Linked DNA regions of Homo sapiens: region 2 is linked to region 1. A link is an interaction called in ENCODE POLR2A ChIA-PET data of the cell type or tissue named here. Cell type or tissue: GM12878. All regions are shown on one strand. Each heading gives the region's core, and the rest is flanking DNA. Links, peaks and the distances in the headings are about the cores only.

Evidence for each region. ChIA-PET counts read pairs that join two places held together with the same protein. Peaks named below come from ENCODE experiments on the same cell type or tissue, not always from the same donor. Only the 100,000 strongest peaks of a DNase experiment are listed, where the experiment ranks them.
Region 2: POLR2A ChIA-PET joins it to region 1 with 5 read pairs; 9 of 35 experiments call an interaction of 5 or more read pairs at or near these places.

Annotation. Positions count from the first base shown.
Region 1 is chr10:12,352,638-12,356,637 of GRCh38, forward strand. The region is part of intron 1 of CAMK1D (calcium/calmodulin dependent protein kinase ID); the gene reads left to right. Among named protein-coding and RNA genes, the nearest start is that of CAMK1D, 5.1 kb to the left of the region's middle. RefSeq lists a silencer at 3,920-3,969. In GM12878, for the core only: no CTCF peak of the experiment used is centred there; no DNase peak of the experiment used is centred there; H3K4me3 peaks cover 2,486 bases; H3K27ac peaks cover 911 bases.
Region 2 is chr10:12,429,599-12,439,927 of GRCh38, forward strand. All of the region lies in intron 1 of CAMK1D (calcium/calmodulin dependent protein kinase ID), which reads left to right. Among named protein-coding and RNA genes, the nearest start is that of CAMK1D, 85 kb to the left of the region's middle. In GM12878, for the core only: no CTCF peak of the experiment used is centred there; no DNase peak of the experiment used is centred there.

The DNA.
Region 1 (4,000 bases), core at 1-4,000:
CATAATGATGGCAATAATGATAGCATAATGTTATCTAAACTTGGAAAACTTGGAAGCATTTCAGAGCTTTTGGATTGTCGTCCTTTTGCTTCTGTGGACTTTCTTTTTTTTTTTTTTGAGACGGAGTCTCACTCTGTTGCCCAGGCTGGAGTGCAGTGGCGCAATCTCGGCTCACTGCAAGCTCTGCCTCATGGGTTCACGCCATTCTCCTGTCTCAGCCTCCCGAGTAACTGGGACTACAGACGCCCGCCGCCATGCCTGGCTAATTTTTTTGTATTTTTAGTAGAGACGGGGTTTCACCGTGTTAGCCAGGATGGTCTCGATCTCCTGACCTCATGATCCGCCTGCCTCGGCCTCCCAAAGTGCTGGGATTACAGGCGTGAGCTACTGCGCCCAGCCGCCTCTGTGTACTTTCTAGAAGTGGTCCCCAGTTCAAGATGCCTGCTCCACCCTGGGCCATGACCGGTGACTCTGGCCCGAGTCTTAATGTGGAGTTGACTTCTGGTCCCTTCAGTGGGGATTTTGAGTCTGGGCCCTTCTCTTGTTTTGAATGAAATCTAACACAAATGAAAGGCATCGACAATTAACCACTGGCATTCATTTCCAAAGTATGCCGCAGTTCCAGTCACTTTGTTTGCCCTACTTTCTCCCTACGTCTTTAAGATACGAAGGCAGGAAAGCCTTGTAAGAAGCAGGGCTGTCAGCTCACAATGTTCACATGTATTTAAAATAAAGCATTGCAAAGGCTGGAGGAGCACTCATTTTGCCAGACTTTGTAATCTGATATCCACTGCCTTATCCAGGTATCTCACCTCATGGAGCCGAGCATTTACTGTTGGAAGCTAAGGGGTCAAGGCGGTTAGGCTGTATGGTTAGAGGGACCTTGCTGGAGAGTGGGGGCCGAATGGGAGTGAAGGTTGGCCCAGGAGGGTGGAAAATGAGATTGAGGAAGCAAAGAGCAGCATAAGAGAAAGGACTGGGCTTTGTGGTCTGGCCTGGGTTGTCTGATGCACCTCTGAGTCAGGTCTCAGGGACAAACCTTTCAACCTGTGCGCTTCAGTGCAGCCTCCTACAAAAGGGAATCCCAGAACATAACCATATCTCTGAATAAGGTGGTGAGACTTAATTATTGTCTATTAATCAACATGTTTTCAGACCCTTGGCACACTATGAGAACAAATAAATGTTATGTAATGGCAAATTAGGAGGGGTACACATTTCTGTTGGTGTATTTGCCAAGGCTGTTCAGGCCGTCCCTATCGTAGCTATCTTTCAGTGACTACTGAAGCAAAAAATAAAAAAACCCCTAAAATACTATTCGGAGAAGTATATGGATGGGAGGAAAGCTTCGGTGTGGTGTCTAGGAAGCACCCTAGACTCATAGAAGTCACTTCTGCAATTTCCAGGCTGTGAAATGTATGTGAATGGAAAGGCCTGGGTACTTGGCACGTGGCAGAATGAGTCTCCCAACAAACCTCATTTCCCCTGGAGTACAGAACATGGCATGCCCTAGAAAATGGATCTTCATCTCCGCGGGATATGAATGCATGTTTTTCGTGTAGACTGAGCATTTGAAGTTGAAGTTGTTCCTGTCTGTAGATGGCTGGACAAGGCATCGTGGAGGATTTGAGACTGGGTTTTAGGTCTGGTTCAGCCATGAGGGGTTTTGTGGCCTGTGGACTGCTTGGACATTGACCTACATTACCTTCTCCCTGTCTCAGTTTCTTCATCTATAAAATCAAGGCAGGTTGGGGGTGGGGAACAGGGAACATGAGATAATTTTCTTTTCTTTTCTTTTTTTTTTTTTGAGATAGAGTCTTGCTCTGTCACCAGGCTGGAGTGCAGTGGCGGGATCTCAGCTCACCGCAACCTCCGCCTCCCAGGTTCAAGCGATTCCCCTGCCTCAGCCTCCCAAGTAGCACCACCACACCCGGCTAATTTTTTTGTATTTTTTAGTAGAGACGGGATTTCACCATTTTGGCCAAGACGGTCTCGATCTCCTGACCTCGTGATCCGCCTGCCTCGGCCTCCCAAAGTGCTGGGATTACAGACGTGAGCCGCCGCGCCCAGCCGATGAGAAAATTTTCAAGTACCCTTGCAACCCTAAGATTCTGTGGCTCCCTGTGTAAGGAGGGCACTTGCTTTTGTTCCCGAGGGGCTTTCCTTGTGTGGCTAGGTGCAGCTCATTTCTGTTTGGAGGAAAATTTTTTTTTTTTTTTTTTGAGACAGAGCCTTGCTCTGTCACTCAGGCTGGAGTGCGGTGGTGCGATCATAGCTCACTGCAGCCTCACACTCCTGGGCTCAAGTGATTCTCCTTCCTGAACCTCCAGAGTAGCCAGGACTACAGGTGTGCACCACCATGCCTGGCTAACTTTTTTATTTTTTTGTAGAGACAGAGTTTTGCTGTGTTGCCCAGGCTGGTCTCAAACTCCTGGCCTCAAGTGATCCTCCTACTTTGGGCTCCCAAAGTGCTGGGATGACAGGCACGGGCCACTGCACTTAGCTCTGGAGGGACATTTTTGTGACTGTACTAGTAGCACAATAAGAGCTCAGGACCAGCACCCTGATCTCACTTTGTGTCAATAGCAGTGTGTCTCCTTTTTCATTAAATGAGTGCCTGCTGGATGCTGCTTTAGGAAGACTATAAATAGAAACTTCCGTGGGTCAAGCACCGTCTTTTCCCACTCATCTCACACTATGCTACTTATTCTGAAATTGCCCAATAAATACACCTATTAAGGACACAGATGATTGGTTTGTCTGAAAGTCCAGATGGAAAACAGACTCAACTTTTCTTTTTTGGTGTATATGTGTTTGTGTGTGCGTGTGTGTGTGTGTGCGCGCGCGTGCGTGTGTATGTGTGTGTGGTGGGGGAGAGAATGCACAAACACTCGAGGTGGTTTGTATATTTGACTGGTGAATTTCATAGTTGTTTTTCTGGGGTTACTTAGAATTTGAGAGTCCGTGAGAAGCATTAGGAAGAACATTACTGAGAAAAAAGGAGGGGTGGGAAGCCCCTAGACTTCTCCCCGAGGGTATCCCCGCTGCAGTCTTCTTTAGATGTTTGGATTCCCCAGTCCTCTTGTTTTGAGGCGTGATATAAATTCAGCCTCTCATACATTTAAAAATATCGGTTGAACACCTGCTATATTCTAGGCACCGAGGAGACGGCAGTGAGCAGACGAGAATGCCTGCTCTCCTGGAGCCACAGAAAATACAAGGGGCAAAGAAGGGAAAGGAACAGCACGTTAGAAGCTGCAGGTTAGGCAGGAACCAAGAGCCAAAGGGGATGTGTGGGGTGGGGTGATGGCAGCTTGAGGTGACGCTTGAATGCAGACCTGGAAAGAGCCATGGGGCTGTCTGAACGTAGACTCTTCCGGTCAAAGGCGGCCACAAGGGCAAGTGCCTGATGTGGGAGCCTGCCTGGGATTTTGCAGTGAGCCGAGATTGCACCACTGCACTCCAGCCTGGGCGACAGAGTGAGACTCCGTCTCAAAAAGAAAAAAAAAAAAATCTGCCCGCCCCCACCTCCCAAAGTGCTGGGATTACAGGCGTGAGCCACCTCACCTGGCCGAATTCCGGATGTGTTTTAAAGGTGGAGCTGGTAGGAATTGCTGGTGGACTGGATGTGGGGTGTGAGATTCCCCAAGGACCTGGGCTTGGACGAACAGTTCATTTGGTGGTTTTGTTCAGTTTCCCCAGGAATTCTCGGAGCACCTGCTCTGTCTACACATTATGGGTGCCCGTGTGCTGGGAGGCTCTGGAAACGGGCAAGCACACAGCCTTGGGCTTCTGGGCTCCCCTGGGGAGGGATTTCTGAATTTGAAGGTGAAATTCTCAGAGGGACTTTGAGGTACCTCCTCTTTTGAGGTCAGGAGTTCGAGAGCAGCCTGGCCAACGTGGTGAAACCTCGTCTCTACTAAAAATACAGAAAATTAGCTGGGTGTGGTGCTGTGCACCTGTAGTCCCAGCTACTCCGGAGGCCGAGGCAGGAGAATCG
Region 2 (10,329 bases), core at 3,823-7,822, 81 kb after region 1:
CAAAGTGCTGGGATTACAGGCGTGAGCCACCATGCCTGGCCCCCATTCTCTCTTATAACATCCTGTGACCCTGCACGACCTCTTCAGTCATCCACCTCACTGTGCCCAGCCCTTAGCACATGGGCTGACAAACATTGGCACTAAGTTCAGGTTCGAGGTGGGTGTGACTGAGACCACCGGGTGCCTGTGGGAGATGGGCCCAGGGAAGTTGCTGTGTGCAGCTGCACTCCACGCAAGGTTTCACCTCTGGTGAATCCCTCCACCGAGGATGCGTGAATGTTTGCATTAATGTACTTGGTTAGCATCCTTTGGACACATGGGCTGGGTAACTGCAGTTCTTAGAACAACACTGCCCCAGCACTGCCCCTCCCCACCCCGGGGAGTCACTCTCACTTTGTCTCCCACATTCTCTCCTGCTTGCTTGCTTCTCTCACTGTTTTCCAGCCTTCTGATTTCCTCTGCTTCATGTTCTTTGTCATACATAATGACAAAAACACTTACATCCCCCACTGCCTTGCTGTTCTCTCTTGGATGGAAGTCAGTAGCTGGTATAATCCTAGAAAACCCCTGTTCCAATCCTGCTCGTTTGGGATTTGTGAGCATTTGGATGGGACCAAGCCCCTGTTGACCTTTGCATGCTCCGTGAAAAGACGGATTGCTCAGCAAAGCGCTGTGGTCAATAATTCCCAAATGAACACGATCCGCTCTCCCGGAGAGCACAGCCCCACAAGGCACTGACCAGCCCTGCTGGTAGGTGGGCTTGCACGGAACAGGTCTGTGGGTCCTTTGGCCTCCTGTAGCTGTGAGTTTTTATATCTGATGAACTTGAAGGGGATCAGTGTGCTTCAGAACATCTAGAGCTTTCACTAAATCAGATTAGTTTTTATCCCAAGTCATTTGAATTAATTACACGACTTTTTCCTTGTCCTGTCTGTGGGTCACACACCAGAGTCTGAGAACGAGGCAGTACATTGCTGATTTTGCAAACACACTGAGACCAGACAGCTGCCCAGGCTGTGAACGACCACACGCTTCCTTAGGGCAGAGCTGGAGATAGAATCCACGTGCCGAGTATTGGATATGTCTCCATTGCAGCTCTCTGGGGCTTTTCAGGCTTGGAGCTTTGGTGCATACATGTGATGATGATGATGATGATGATGATGATTTTTTAAGATGGGGTCTTGCTGTGTGGCCCCGGCTGGAGTGCAGTGGTGCAATCTCAGCTCACTGCAACCTCTGCCTCCTGTGTTTAACCGATTCTCCTGCTTCACCCTCTTAAGTAGCTGGATTACAGGTGTGCACCACCACGCCAGGCTAATTTTTGTATTTTTAGTAGAGACGGGATTTCGCCATGCTGGCCAGGCTGGTTTCAAACTCCTGACCTCAAGTGATCCGCCCGCTTTGGCCTCCCAAAGTGCTGGGGTTATAGGCGTGAACCATATGCCCAGCTGATACATGTGATTATTTTTAAATGCTATTGTTTTTATTTTTTATAATAAATTAGGAGATGAGCCTCATTTTCTTATTTTTTAAAAAATTATGCTTTCTCCACCTTGTTCTTACTGCCTTATTCTTGTAGTAGAGAAAGGAAGAAAAATTAAAACAATAAACCAAAATGTGAAAGGCAGTTTTGTCGGGAAGTTATCAAACACACATCTCACCTCCACTGCTGCCCCTTGGAAGCCTGGGGCTGTTTTTTGCAGCTGCACTGTAATCCCTGGTTATTGAGGGCACAGGTGGAAACGGAGATCAGCTCATGGCTTAGAAAGGAGCCGGGTGCACAGGTGGGTCTGGGTGAGCTGGAGGCTGTGATCACTCAGTGTCTGAGGAGAGAGACTGGGTGGGTCGGGGAGAGAGGCCGATTCTCAGACTCCAAGAGAGTCAGTTATGTGCACTCCCGAGAGGTAGATGCAATCCCCTCACTTTCCCGAGGAATAACTCATTCAAAAGATGCACTAATCCTCAGGGGAATCCAGGGAGATCCTTCAGAGCGCCTGCCTATCGTGGAGCACCTGAGGAACCCAGGGTGGGAGGAGCGTGCTCTGTTACTCCAGGGCCAGAGCTGGGGGCGTCCGTTCCCTGCTTTAATAAAGCCTCTGATCTCACCCGCATGACCCGGTCTGACTTTTCTCCTCTTCTTTTCTACTTCCCTGAAGGGATTACTGGGAAAACTAGAAGTGACAGCTATTATCCAGCTTTTCTATATTACATTTTAAGATTTACAACCTTCTCACATCCGCAGAGGATTTGAGGATGTTCTTGGCAACCTCTGATGATTCCTGACTCTTCTCCTGGCGTCACAGTTCCTCCAGCTGTGTTTCCCTTTTGGCCATGCGGCAGGGTCTGGAGAGACCTGTCATCCCTGGGGAGAGGCAATCAAGAAGGCCGACCATGTCTCCTTGAGCAGAGGTCACTGTGGCCAGTCTTTGGCTCAGGTATTCTACCTTTGGAAGAGGGGTTTTGGATACATCAGAGGAGCAGTGATTTCCAGATTCCAAGGGCTGTCTGGAGACACTGGGCCGCGTTTCTCTGAGAGCCTGGGAGCTCTAATTTGCCTTTGGAGATGGTGATAGGGAGAGTGGGAATCATATGACCCACAGAGGTGGATTGAAACTTGCCCGTGGTGGTGGGGAGACAGCCCCAAAGAGTTTTTCCTCAGCCCCATGAGGCTGTGATTCTCAAGTTTTCTCCTATCACCCTTACCTTCGTTTGCAGGAAACTTAGTCCAAGGTTTATTTGTCTGTTGTCTTTGTGTGTGTGTTTCTGGCAGATCCAGCTGGGGCCTGGTTTGAAGACTTTTGCTTTCCCACCAAAGTGGGAATGAATAAACAAATGAATGAGTGAGTACACGAATAAATGAATGAATTAATAAATAAATCAATGAATGAGCGAATGGATGAGTTAATGTGTGAATGAATGGGCAAGTGAACAAATGAATGAGTGAATGGATGAGTTAATGTGTGAATGAATGGGCAAATGAACAAATGAATGAGTTGAATAAATGAATGAATGAGTGAATAGATGAGTTAATGTGTGAATGAATGGGCAAATGAACAAATGAGTGAGTTGAATAAATGAATGGGTGAGTTGAATAATGAATGAATGAGTGAACGAATGAATGGTGTCAGGGTGCCAGCGCTTGCCTTGCTTGCACCCTGAAGATTCCCCATTGTCCACCCTTACCGTGTCCTTGTCACTGGTGTTCTGCCCTCATTGGGCTGGTCTGTGCTGGACACTCTCGAAGGCCAGATTCCACCCACCTGCTCCCAAGATGGTGCCGTCTCGGCAATGGGAGCTGCTGCACAGCACAGGATGACCCTTTGGGAGAGTCATGTACAAGGTCCCCGGGATTAGAGTAAATGCCAGTGCTATGCAGGGATTTCACTGTCCCTGAGCCAGCTCACACGGATCATGGAAAAGAACCACAGACTGTGCCCAGATGTGTTCCGGGCATGGGAGCAGGTGGGGCGTGAATTACATAAGATCCAGGGAAAGACCCATAAAGCACACACCAGGTGCTCGGTCAGGTTTCCTCTCACAGCCTCAGAATTGCTCTCTTTATGCTGTTCTCCTTTTAGAGATTAGAGGAGCTTGGAGATCCCCCATCTCCCTGCTGAAAACCTTTCCCAGTCCAGCTGCTTTTTTGCCTACCACGTTTGTGGAGCTTTGCTGATCATTCTCATCCTACCAGCTGCCCTCCCTCCTGCAGACCCCAGGACTTAATTACCAATGCCTGATATCTTTCCCTCTGCTCTCATTTCCTGCTCCAGGTACAGCGTAATTTTTTTCTCAGGTGGAAGGGTTTGATTTTTTTTTTTAATATTTGTTTATTCAAAACAAACAGTCTAGGCTTCCTTAGAGTCTTCTCCCTTAATTTTGCTTGGTTATTTAGTCAACAAAAGAAGCATAAAACTGGGTCGAGGAAAGCGGAATCTGGTGGTCAGAATGCATCGAGTTTTGGAGTGGTTTCTCAGGATTTGCCTCATGTAAGGGGTCTGGAGCCTGTGATTGGCATCTCCCCAGTCAATGCCTTGCGTCCAGAAAGCTGGCATGCGGTTTATATTTGCTGAATGGAAAACCATAGAAAAGAAAAAACAAACTCGTGGATTCAGAGCATTTTTGCAGTAACATTGAGGAACCTGCCAGATAGCCACGTGCTTGGGCCCCTGCCCCTGGGCATCACTCAGCTCTGCATCTTCTAGGGGCTGCAGTTTGCCAAACCCTCACTTTGTAAAGGGTTATGTTAAGAGTCCTAACATACACAGACTTCCTGTCGTTGGGTGGGGATTTCAGGTCCCCCAGTGCATCCTTCTGTCTGGATTTAGTTGCATCTACAAGTCCCTCCTCTGAAGTGGTACTGGCCCTTGTGAATTTTATTATGATTATTGTGGGGAAAGGGTCTTGCTCTATTACCCAGGCTGGAATGCGGTGGTGTGATCATACCTCACTGCAGCCTTGAACTCCTGGGCTCAAGTGATCCTCCTGCCTCAGTCTCCTGAGTTGCTGGGACTGCAGGAGCAATCCCTCATACCTGGCTAAGAGCTCTCTTCCTTTTCTATTGCTTTCTTACCTTGAGTAACTAGTCCTAAGATTTTTCTCTTCCAAATTAAAAAAATAAGTCTGTTGTTATATTTCTAATTGTGACTGGGTACAGGATGATAGCATAGAGTGTTTGGGGTTTGGAGTCAGACACACCCCTGACTTGTGACCCCAGGTAAGCCATTTGGCCTTTCCAAATCTCCTCTGTAAACGAGTGCCCTTCAGCGCTTGAGATTTCCTGATTCTGTGTACAAGGGGTCTGGCGCTGAGCCTTGATCATGGATGCCCATGAGATGCCCACTACCCTAGTGACCAGGAACGGGGCTGGATCTAGGCAGAATTGTGAGATTGGCTTGGCTCCAGGCTCATAGAGCCCAGCCGTTGTTTGTGCAAGCTGTGAGCTCTCTCATTACTGGCCTAGAATTAGCTGGTGGCTTTAGGGATAATGACATCCAGCAAGTGACTGCTTAAAGATTCCAAGGATTTAAGGACCTAAATTAGCAAATCTCTTTCCCTAATTGCAAAGTGAAAAACGTCCTTGTGCTGTTTTCAAATCTGTTAAATAATACTCTGAACGGTGTGTAAATACACATTTGATGTTCACCGGGTAATGCTTCCCAATGCTGAGTGGTAGCCCGGTCACCTTGATCGCCTTCAGTCTGTGCTGGGTGTTCTGAGACTTGAAGGATGTGGGAATCATCCGTCTAGAAAAGGCTGGCCCTTGGGCATGACCCTGACCTCCCTGCAGGAGAGTTATCTTTGAGAAAGCAGCCCAGGAGGAATCAGGAGGGGAGGGAAGGCTGGGCGCAGTGGCTCACACTGGTAATCCCAGCACTTTGGGAGGCTGAGGCGGGTGGATCACCTGAGGTCAGGAGTTCGAGACCATCCTGGCCAACATGGTGAAACACTGTCCCTACTAAAAATACAAAAATTAGCTAGGTGTGGTGGTGGTGTGGGTGCCTGTAATCCCAGCTACTCCGGAGGCTGAGGCAGGAGAATGGCTTGAACTTGGGAGGCAGAGGTTACAGTGAGCTGAGATTGTGCCACTGCACTCCGGCATGGGCGAGGAGTGAAACTCTGTCTCAAAAAAAAAAAAAAAAAAAAAAAAAGAAAAGGTGATGGGGAGCAGGAGGCCAATTGCAGTCCCTGAACAAGAAGCCCCACTGACACTGATGGATCCGCCCTAGGTTTCCATATTCCAAGCCTAACTCCAGGTTCTCTGCTGCTTCCGTGGTTTTCTTACCTCACCTGCTCAGCACCTCATTTCCATCAATTGCACTTCCCTGCTTGTTTTGGAAGGGCCTCCTGTAGATGCTCACCTTTGTGCAACAGGCTGGAGTTCCTGTTACCTCAAGGTAATACCGGCGGGCATCCTGTGACCTGCTCGTCCCCTCCACTCCCAAGCAGCCTGTCTGTTGGCAGCTCTGAGTCAGAAGGTGAGACGTGCTCTGTGCCCAGCAGGTTGGAGGATGGCTTAGTGGTCATCTCCAGGCTTTTCCACTGCTTTCCACTCTCCTACCCTTTAATACCTGGCAGGATTCCAACAAGACCTCTTTTGTTTGCATTTTAACAGATGAGGGATGTAGGTCGCCTGTGGCTGGAGGTATTTTCAGAGGTGACAGGGAATGCAGTTTTAGAACTCAGCGGTGAGCTCTTTGAATGCTGGTCCAAACCCTTCTCATTGTCTTGTATTCGTGCTGCCTCCTGGGCACCATAAGTCAGTGCTAAATGCATGAGTGGGTCCTTCCTTGCATGTTCCTTTACAGAGTAGGTTAAGAAGGGATCAGATGCTAGAGCTTGCTGAGGCTCCACCCTTGTCTGTAGATGAGCAGAATGGGGTGGTGGGGACAGTCGGGAATGAGTCTTAGGCTGTCCAGCTCTGAGCTGTGATTGCATGCAGGTGAACAGCCTGAGAGGACTGTACCTTTGTGCCACACAGCTCGGGAAGGAAGGCTTGCTTCTAGGGGTGGGAGACTGAGTGCCAATGGCTTTCCGGGCCCCGGCTTCATCTGTGACTCAAGCCTGTCCTTGGCCTGAAAGCCACTCTGGTTCCTTGGTCTTCCTCTTCCACGTACAGGCTTCACATGTGTGCCCAGGGGTGGGTTCTAGTTCCCTGGGCCAGCCTGGGCATCCTGTCGATAGAGTCTAGAGTCTGCTGTGGACCTAAGGGTTTGTGGAGTGCCTCCTCTTCACATTCACTGGAAGCCACATGCCCCCTCTCAGGGACATCCCTCAGCCTCGCTGGATGAAGGCTTGTCCAAGGAGAATGAAGAGCAGTGACCGTCGAAGGAAATCTAGGAAGCTGGTCGGAGGCATTATTCTGGATTTTATTGAGGCTTGCTGACTTTGTTTTTTGAAAGAAAGGACAACTTTTGACTTCTGTGGGGTTTATGTTCACTGGTGGCGAGGAGGTGATGGTAAAGTCTTTGGGGGCAGAGGTTCCCCTACCTGGTGGGAAGCCTGACATTCTAATCTCATAAGCTCGGATGCTGTAGTTAGCCCATCTCAGCCCTCATGGAGGAAGCTGTCTCGGCAGCAAAGCCCCATGGGGGCATCTGTGTGGGCATGCTGGCATGAGGACTTGATACAGGATCCCTGAGACCAACGGGTGATCTCAGTGTGACAGGATCTATGGTATTTTTAGAGCTTAGGTGATCAGTCACAATACACGTATTAAGTGCCCATGCGTTGGTCCCCAAGACCACCCCCAGGTTTGATGATTCGCTCCACGGACTCACAGTTCTCAGCCTATGGTCATAGTCATGGCTAAGATTTATCACAGCGAAAGGACTTCGAGCAAAATCAGCACAGGGGAGAGGCACCAGGGGCAGGGCGCAGATCAGGTGGGCACAAATTTCCCAGTGTCCTCTTCCTGGGGGGTGGGCACACAGGGCAAGCTTAGTTCAATCAGCAAGGAGTGGTGGTGACGTGTGAAATGGCATCTACTAGGGAAGCTTGCTAGACTCAGCAGCCAGATTTTTTTTTCTTAAACAGACCGACTATCTATCTATCTGTCTATCTATCATCTATCTGTCCATCTGTCTGTCTGTCTGTCTGTCTGTCTATGTAATCTATCTAGAGTCTCGCTTTGTCACCCAGGCTGGAGTGCAGTGGCACGATCTCGGCTTACTGCAACCTCCGCCTCCTGGGTTCAAGAGATTTTCCTACCTCAGTTTCCCAAGTAGCTGGGATTACCGGCGTCTGCTACCACGCCTGGCTAATTTTTTGTATTTTCTTAGTGGAGACGGGGTTTCACCATGTTGACCAGGCTGGTCTCAAACTCTCATCCTTAGGTGATCCACCCGCCTTGACCTCCCAAAGTGCTGGGATTACAGGCGTGAGCTACCGCGCCCAGCCCAGACTTTAGTTTTTAAAGCATTTTTAGGTTCATAGCAAAACCAAATGGAAGATACGGAGATTTCCTATATACTCGCTGCCCTACACACATGCACAGGCTCTCCTACTATCAACATCCCCCAGCAGAGCGGGGCATTTTGTTACAGCTGATGAACCCACAATGACACGTCACCATCACCCTGAGTCCATAGTTTACATTAGGGCTCACTCTTGGTGTTGCATATTCTATGGATTTGGACAAATAGCTAATGACATGGATCCACCATGATCGTATCATACAGAGTAGTTTCACTGTCCTAAAAATTCTCCCTCTTCTGCATATTTTCCCCTCCCTGTCTCCAACCCCTGGCAATCACTGACTATTTTCCTGCCTCTGTATTTTGCCTTTTCTAGAGTGTCATGTACTTGGAATCCTGCAGTATATATTCACATCAGCTTCTTGTTAGGGTTCTTACTGAGAGCTGGTCACATAGGCACCTGCTGCCTAGCACAGACCCAAATTCCAGAATCTCAGAAGGAAAGCAGATGTTCAGCAAAAACCACTTTGCTTGCATAAACTGTTTAGGTGCAGTGAATTGCTCTTTAGTTAGGATGGTGGGAACCCTCCTGGAATCCAGGTTCTCAGGTGCCAGCCAAGGGCCAACCTTGTGAGGGGCCTTTTGAAGCACGTGCTCTTTTCTGCACACCTCATGATGGACCATGCTTGGCAAAGTGCAATTCAGGTGTCTGAAGTCGTGGGTCCTTCGCCTTGAGCTTGGGACCTTTTCCTTTTGTTTTTGGCTGCTGCATGGCTGACTTCCTTGGAGAAGGACCACATGTTAAGCTGCCCTTGGTGTCTTTTTTCCATCTCTGAGACTTTGCTTCCCCTGTCGTGATGGAATTATACATGTGGCTATTGTCCCTGCTGAATTGGGAAGATGAAAAAGGTATAATCCCCCATGACATTCATTCAGTTTCTTTCTTAAGAAGATTCTAAGAAAACCCTGTTTTTGAAGCACTGGGTGTTCCATCAGTTGAAATTCCTGGACATATCTTTCTTTAAAAAAATTTTTTTGAGGTCACATTCTTGTCTTTACTGGGGCCATTTTTACATGTTGTTTCACTGGTTTGGGAATGAAAGATTTTAATGAAGTTTGCAACGACTGCTGACCTCTTACCCAGGAGTGGTGGCTGCACATTTTTGCTGTTGCACTAGGAATGACTTGAGACTTAGAATTCTCACCATGACTTTTGAAGGTTGAGGCATTGCAGTAGAGATGCAATAAATTATTTCTCCTTAGAGGAAACCTTTGCTTTTCTTCCCTGCCTTGCTCCATTCTACCACAGAGTTAATGGTCTTGATTTTAGTGAAATAACAATAACAGCAAACCTGCCTTTGGACGTTAAATACAAACTGCATCCTTGGACAGCACCGTGTTACTTTAATTTTTTAAGAAAGACTTAATATTTCTAATTGATTTTTTTGCTTTCTATGGAATTTTCCCCAAACCTCAGCTTTCTGGTGCAGGCTCTTTCCTGTCTCTTCCTCTCCTGTTTATTAAAATAGAGTCATTTGCCCGTCACGTGTGGGAGACTGTCGCCAGGGTAGGACAGACATCAGGCACTATCGTCTGTGTCTACCAGGGCCTATTATCCCAAGTTCCATTGCGCAGGCTGTCTGAGGACTTTGCCTTGTGTACCACAGACTAACATTATTTTTCTTTTTCATAACTCATATTCGAAGTCATTCTTGACAGGTGCTTTCTGTGGCTGAAAAGGCTGCATACGTCTCAGAGCCCTGAGCAGTTGTTTGTTATGGTTTAATATTTATCGAAAACTCCCATCTGTGGGGGCATTTATTGACTGGAGGCCAGACAGGGAGAGCCACGTGTTTTTCAAAATTACTCTGTGCTCGTGTATATGTCCCTTTATTTTTTTCAGGGAGCATTATTGCTGTTAAATGGGCATGACTGAAAGGATATGCATGTTATTGTTTGCCTGCGTTTTAGGGCTTGGCTGTGATAACAGCTGTGGGATTTGCTCTCACCAGTCCTCCTCCCTGCTGTAGGTAGTGTTGTCAATGTGCACATCGGTGAAGGGTCCCGGTTGTAGAGCCACACTGCTGAGTGCTTTGCAGTTGAATTCACTGTCCCGGGAATCCTGAGAGAGGGATCGAGGACTTACTTGTTTGTTCTGCTGTCTTTGATATAAGACGAATCTGAGGAGATTTTGTTTTTCTAAATAAAATGGGAAAGACCTTAGTGGCCTAGAGTTTTCATATTAGTCCGTTTTCACGCTGCTGATGAAGACATACCCGAGACTGGGTAATTTATAGAGAAAAAGAGGTTTAATGGACTCACAGTTCCATGTGGCTGGGGAGGCCTCACAATCATGGTGGAAGGCAAAAGGCACATCTTACATGGCGGCAGGCAAGAGAGAGAATGAGAACCAGGT